Linked DNA regions of Mus musculus: region 2 is linked to region 1. The links are chromatin contacts, found by POLR2A ChIA-PET in ENCODE. All regions are on one chromosome and are shown on one strand. Each heading gives the region's core, a stretch centred on a gene start or an enhancer-like site at or near the end of the contact. The rest is flanking DNA. Distances are from core to core; before and after follow the strand shown.

Evidence for each region. ChIA-PET counts read pairs that join two places held with the same protein, here RNA polymerase II (POLR2A).
Region 2: POLR2A ChIA-PET joins it to region 1 with 12 read pairs in embryonic stem cell. The contact joins the promoter of Prkar2a here to the promoter of Wdr6 in region 1. POLR2A ChIA-PET finds 5 or more read pairs at or near these places in 3 of 5 experiments (Patski and embryonic stem cell).

Annotation. Positions count from the first base shown.
Region 1 is chr9:108,577,205-108,580,731 of GRCm38, forward strand. Wdr6 (WD repeat domain 6) reads right to left here and starts at 1,509. Exons shown (of 6, transcript NM_031392.3): 1 at 1,290-1,509. The coding sequence starts at 1,389. P4htm (prolyl 4-hydroxylase, transmembrane (endoplasmic reticulum)) reads right to left here. Exons shown (of 9, transcript NM_028944.4): 6 at 3,515-3,527; 7 at 2,812-2,902; 8 at 2,512-2,635; 9 at 1,658-2,104. The coding sequence ends at 1,884.
Region 2 is chr9:108,690,550-108,694,076 of GRCm38, forward strand. It overlaps Prkar2a (protein kinase, cAMP dependent regulatory, type II alpha), which reads left to right and starts at 1,594. Exons shown (of 11, transcript NM_008924.3): 1 at 1,594-2,163. The coding sequence starts at 1,908.

The DNA.
Region 1 (3,527 bases), core at 259-2,758:
TGGCAGGCAGGGGTGAGGCTTGCATTCTGGCCCCACCCCTGGACAGCTGTGAGATCGTCCTTTGTATGCGACTGAGACTTAAAAGCAACAAGGCTTGGGAGGAGAGATGAGGTGCAGGTATTAAGAACCTGGACAGCATTTAACACAGCAGAATCAAAGCTAGCGTCTTCTGAGTTAGGAACATTCCTAACTTGTGCTCAAGAGGGGCTTGTCCAGGGCCTCCCTCTATACAAATCCACATACTTCCCGGGGAATCTCTTACACCCCCATACATGTGTATAGAACCCACAGACGTTTTCTAGAATGGGACTCTCAGCTCCCTTTTGGTCATCTTGCAGCCGTTTGTTTCCCACGATCTCCTCCTCCTCGGACTCGTCAGGATTCCTCATTACCTTACTCCTCTCTTAATGTCTCTTTCTTCAAAATTCTACGGATTTCATTTCCTGAAGTTTGCCGGTCCCACCTCCAGAGAGTTTAGCTCACTGGAGCAACCCAATGTTTGCACTTGCACACACACGCACGCACACGCACACACACACATCAACTCTAGAATATACCCTCACCACAAGACAAACACGCAGCCCTGCTGAGGCTAATAATGGCTGACCCAAGGCCTAATTGTCAGTGCCAAGGGTCCTTGTAAAACCCAACACCACCATCACCAAAGGATGGCTTCGCATCAGGCCCTACTGCTTCCAGGACACTTGGCACCTCAGAGCCATCTCAGACCTTTACCACCAGACACTGAGACATGTGATTACTAACCCAGTTGGCTCAGACCCCCCAGTTGGTTCTCCAGAGGAACCTAAGCCCCAGCCTCTCTGGATACTGCTCTACTCAGAAAGCAATTTTTTGGCCCCCTCATCTTTGGGGGCGGAGCTTCAACCCTCTCCAGAAGCCACACTCCCGCCACACCCCCTGAGGCTGCCCTTTTTTTTTTTTTCTTCCTCTCCAGGGGTTTTGATCATTTGCGTTCACCTGAGGGTGCAACGTCCCTCCCCCAACATGGAACGACTGCGTCCCCCACACCTTCAAGCGTCTCTGTCCACCCTTTCCAAGCTGGCTGCAATTTATGAAGAGCTGCCACTGTCTCTCGAGCCCCGCCCTCCTCCGCCGGCCTGTGTTTCCCGCCACCTCCGAACCTGCCTTATTCCCCCCACTCCCACCCCTCGCCAGTCCCCAGCCCGCTGCCCATCCTCCTCCCCAGGGCATCCCTTTGTCCGGTGCGACCACCCAGGGAGAGGCTAGTTCTTCGCCCGCTAGCACGACTAGAGCCGACCAAGCCTCACCCGCCAGCAGCCTGTCCCCAACACACTCCAGACCCGTAACCGGGAGGAGTATGAGCTCGGAAGTCGCCCGCGGCCAGACATAGTCCCCGAAAGCGTCCATGACGTTCCTGGAGCTGCTGTGGCTGCCACGGACAAGAAGAGAGCTGCGTTCTCGCGAGAACCAGCCGTCTGGAGAGCCGCGCTGCAGAGCTCCGAAGCCCTTAGCTACAGGTAGCAAAGCCCTGGCGCTGGGCTGCGGACGTCCAATGACGACCCTGTCCCCCACGCGATCCCGCTCCTGATTGGCCGGATCAGAGTCACCCCCCCACACACACACACATGAGACTAGCCGGGAGGGGCGGTGGGCCTCCCCTCCCCCAAGCGGGCGCTTAGCTCGCCGGCCCCTGGCTGGAAGCCCTGTAGTTTTATTTAACGGAGCAGCATGGAGGCTGTACACCAATAAATAACGTGAATGTAGGAACTGCGCCTTTGATCGCGGCTGCAGGCAGGGAGGGCTAGGGCAAGAGGTCGGCCAGAACTTCAGTCTGCAGTAGGACAGAGGACCTGCAGGGTCTTTGACGTTGGGCAGCGGGTGATTCGCATCAGGGCCTTGCGTCAGAGCTCCACACGGGCATCACTGTAGGCTCGGTCCAAGGCCCACTCGGGTTGTGAGTCCATGCCACCTTCCCGAGCCAGACGAGCCATCTCCTGCTGGAACAAGGCTTGCCGTGCCCGGCTAGGGTCCACATTGATCCAGTTGTTAGCGATCCACTTGGTGCCGCGGGTGACCAGGCAGCCCCCATGCAACGAGTAGTCGTCCACTTCACCCACCCAGCCTGGGGTAAGAAGGTGACATGAACAAAGGACAAGTTAGGGAGGGGAAAACCCTAGATTGGCTCAGCCTGAGCTGTGCACACATCTAATCCCCATGGAAGGACTTGGCGTCTCACCCACTAAGGCATGGTCAACATACTGGCCCTTAAAATTAACCAAGCTTCCTTGCTTCTGAGCTTGGCTATAGCTCTTCCCAGCCTGGGTTGTGGAGAGAAGTTTCCCTGCCCCAGACAGCAGGAAGGCTGGTGCGCAAGGACGGTGGGCGGAGATAACCGAAGATACTGTACTAGTGCTACTGTGCTTTGAAATCCCTGGCTATGGAAGACAGGAACAGTCCTCCAGGAGAGCAGGAGGGAGAGATGAGTTCCCTCAGAGAAGCCCAAGACCTGGCCATGAGTAAAGCCCTCACCTTGCCCATCAGGAAGGTAGTTGTACCAAAAGACTGCAGTTCCTTGCTGGGGCTTGACACGAAGGTTGCCCTTGTCACAGTGCCTTCGAGTGTCCCGGAGATCGACATCATCCTGAATCAGACTCTGTAGGCAACAAGGTGAGGCTGTTTGTGGACTGCCTGCCATTGCAGGACCAGGCAGCCAAGGTTGGCTGGAGGGAAAACAGGCAGATGTGCCCTCGTCCCAGCTCTGGAAGGGTGTGTACACACTTGCCCAAGGCCCTACCAGCCCAAGAGTAATAACAGCTCACTGGCCCTTACCATTTCATCATAGGTCCTGTTGTCTGCCACAGGGAAGACGGTCTCACCCCCACCGGTGACATTGTTCAAATAAAACAGCACTGTCATGTAGCTGTAAGGCAGGGGGAGGCTGCTGAGTAGATCCCCAACATTCCCACTTGTGGGCAGGATACCCAGGGCCCACAGGGTCAGGCTAGGATAGCTAAGACATCTCCAGCCCTCTTCCCCACAGAGTCACTCTCCTTGTGTGGCCAAGATCGCAGGTGCACTTAGGTAAGTTTGTGACCTTAAACCAAAGATCTGGCTGGGGAAAGTAAGCTGATAGAAGCAGGAATATCATGTAAAGTCTCCTTGCAACTGGGAGGACTGAGCCAGAAAGCCACAAGAAAACCTAACTTTGTGCAGGCAGGAGGGTACAACTGTAGAAACTGAGGCAGGGACCTCCAACAATGGAGTCAAGACCAGTGCTTACAGGGCCAATTTCCAGTATCTGTAGATATCTAGATCTGTTTTCATTTGAATAGATACAGTGGCCAGGAGCTACCACTTTCCAGTTACTCCATAAAGAGTGAAGAAGAGACTTGGGGGAAAGGTAGGGGTATGGCTGACCAAATGGCCCAGTGTATCCTTGGTCCAATAGCAGGTAATACATGTCCTCAAGGTACCCAGTCTGGGAACTGAAGCCCCACCTCCCTACCCCCCCCCCCCCATGGGAGGTACTTGCCGACAGGAGGTCT
Region 2 (3,527 bases), core at 344-2,843, 110 kb after region 1:
GCTCTAAAAAGTGAGTTCCAGAACAGCCAGGACTACACAGAGAAATCCTGTTTTGAAAAACCAAACCAACAACCTCTCCCCTCCTCCCATACCCCCCCAAAAAGAGCCAGTCTGCTCAAGAGAAGACCCATCTCCACTGTGTTGCTTTGCTTTTTTGTTTTTGATTTGAGATAGTTTCATGTAACCCAGGCTAGACTTGAATTATGTAGCAGCTTTGAAAGAAATGATACATATTATGAGACTGAAGTCAGGAGAGCAGTTTCTGCTTCTTTTGTTGCTGAAATGTATCATTTGTTCCTTCTTCATTCATTCATTCATTCATTCAGTCTTCACAAGTATGCTGTCAGTGCCTCCAGCCAGCATGCTGGATACTGCTTCGCCGCCACTCAACATACATTCAGGGACACATAGCTGTTTGTAGTCTCAGGTCTACCTAGCTTACAGCCTGGACTGGCCCCTACATTGAGTACCTCAGTAAGGTGTTCCCCTGTCACCATACACAGCTCAGTTCCCAGCAGCCTGAGGTTTTGGGTTTGTGCCAGGCCTTTATGGGCGGTGCTAGTGGAGATCTTAATTAATACTGGTTAATTACCAGGTGGTGCTTAACAATCCCAATACCCTTCAGGTTCCCAAGCTCACGAGTTGCTGGCTGGTTCCGGCAGGGAGAGGGAGAACAGTATTCTCGCTGGCTCTTTGGCCAGCACCTAGGCTGGATATTCCAGAAAGGTCTGTAACTTCTTTTGTTCAAGTTTGGTGACAGGAGGAAACAAGTTGAGGAACAGCAGGTGCCTCTCTAGTTCACCTCTGCCCTCTTCCCAAAGGCAAAAGACAACACGGTCTGTGGTCTGCTCAACTTCACCAAGTAGTGTGGCCCAGGGTTGAGTGGGGAGGAAGGAGGACTCTAAGTCTAGGCCTGAAGACCAAGATGGAAGTGTCCAAAAGGAGGAACAAGCCCCGAGGTCTGTCCAGCTCCTGGCATTATTCTGCTTTCTTACTGCCCACAATCGGCTGAGCGAGCTCTTTCAGGGTTATTTCTCTGCTTGAGGCTCACAAGTGACTATCTCACTGAAACTTTTACTTCCTACAAAGCCTTCCCCCTTTGACATCTCACGACGTCATATTAGACTCCTTAGGACCTCAGGCAGTCAGGCACGCATCGTTCTACCTGTCAGTCAAGGTGGTTCTTCTGACTTGACTAGGTCTTTGTTCCTGTTGTACAGGACTTTCCTCCAGATCGTTCTCTGGGCAAACCTGCTCAGTACTTTAGGCTTAGCATTAATGTCGTTCCCTAGAGTAAGCCCTCTGGCCCTCCACTAGAGCAGGGGTCAAGGTGAGGTGGTCCTGTGTCACTTCAGTGACCCTGGCACTCCTTTAAGAGGCTCGCAGCATGCTCCGAAAGCATGAGTGAAAGGTTTTTGTGACCAGGCGAGACGCACTAACCAGCCCGCCTCGCAGCCGGGCCACTCTTTCCTCATCTCCGGGGCCTCCCGCACCTTGACCATGGGCTGCTCCGAGAGCGGGAGGCTCAGCGGCGCACGCGCACTCTGGGCCAGCTCCTGGCCGGGGACGCGCACGCCCGCGGCCGCGTGCGTCACAACCCGGGCGCCTGCCGCGCCCGTCCAGCTTGCCTGCCCGGCGGTCCCCGCGGCGGCGGCGGCGCGGCGGCGGCAGCGGCGGCGGCTGCGGCCGGGTGACAACAGCAGCGGCGCCAGGCTGGCTTGCTAGCGGAAGGGTCGCGCGGCCCGCACAACAAACTCAGACCCGGCCAGAATAAGGCGCGACGCGAGGAAGGCCGAGACGGGCCGCGCGGGAGACCGCGGGCGCGGAGTGACAGGCCGGCGTGAGGGAGCGCGCAGGTTGCAGCCGCCGGCCGCCCGGACCCGCCGGGCCCCTCGGACGTCGCAGGCATGAGCCACATCCAGATCCCCGCGGGGCTCACGGAGCTGCTGCAGGGCTACACCGTGGAGGTGCTTCGGCAGCAGCCGCCCGACCTCGTCGACTTCGCGGTGGAGTACTTCACACGCCTGCGCGAGGCCCGCCGCCAGGAATCAGACACGTTCATCGTCTCCCCGACGACCTTTCACACGCAGGAGTCCAGCGCAGTCCCCGTCATCGAGGAGGACGGGGAGAGTGACTCGGACTCGGAAGATGCCGATCTGGAAGGTAGGCGGGCGGGGCAAGGCCGAGGTGCGATGTGGGCACCGAGTGAAGGGTTCAGGGAGGGACCCGAGGGCCGACCAGGGGTGCCCTGGGCTCGGCTCCCGGCCTTACCCTGGGCCGAGACCCGAGAGCTCTCCAGCCCAGCTGCTTGGGTTCCCCGGCGTGTGAGCATTCCAAATTGAGCTCCGCGGTTCTCTGAGCCCGAGCGTTCACGGAGAGTGATTTGTCAGATTCTGCCTTGAATGAAGCGTGCGCGTTCTTTGGTCCGCGTGGTGGCGCGGAGCTTGAGTCGGTCCCGCCAGAAGCTGCTCTGCCTCTTTGCCTTAGACCCCATAGCCTGCTTGCTTTCCGAAGACAAGAGCACCAGCACCCGGCAGCTCGCCCCGAATAAACCGGATGATCATTTCATTTGCAAAGAATTCCGTTTTGGAAGAGTTATTGCTGAAAACTGTTGGAGACGAGGCCGATCGCCTTGATTAAGCAGGAACTCAGTAGGTAGTTCAAGCTGACCTCGAACTTGGGGTCAACTATCTACCTCTGCCTCAATGAAAACCTTATAAGCATACACATAAGAGGAACGATGAGCTGAGCCCCTCCCTAAATGCTGTCACTCACATTCAGTAGCTGAACCTCCTCCCCCAATACTGCCTGCCGCTCACATTCAACAGTTATCAATATTTTCACTATTGTTTTACCTATATATATATTTCCTCTCTCCCTTTGCTCAAGTATGTAAAGGAAATTTCAGTTATGCCATTTTATTCGTGTCCAGTTAATTATGCGTTCCTCCTTCTCTTCCTCCTCCTCCTCCTCCAAGTTTCGATATGGTTAAAACAATTGAATCAAACTGGCGAGCATAATCAATACCTCGATTCCAGTGTTGATTGCAGGGAAGTATACAAGTAACATTCTACTCATTTGATTTAAGTAAGACTGTCAAAGAGCAATTTTATTTCCTCGGTTGCTTCCACTTATGCTTTATTAACATAATAGAGTTAGCCTGCTTTAATTGTTTTAATTTTAATTAATCCCCCCCCCCTTTTTTTTGAGACAAAGTCTCACTGTGTAGCCTTGGATGATGTAGACCAAATTGGCTTTGACCTCATGAGATCTGCCTGCCTCTGCCTCCTGAGTAGTGCTGGGATTAAAAATGGGCAATCTATGCCCAACACCGGCAGATTTATTTTTCTTTATGTGTTTGTCTATCTGCCTCATGTATATGCATACTATATTAGGCAGCTCTCAGGCCAAAAGAGGATACAGATGGTTGAAAGCCACCATGTAGGTGCTGGGAATTAAAACAGCATTCCTTAGAAGAGCAGCCTGTGGCTTTAAGCACTGAGCCATCTCACTAGCCCTTTTATTTT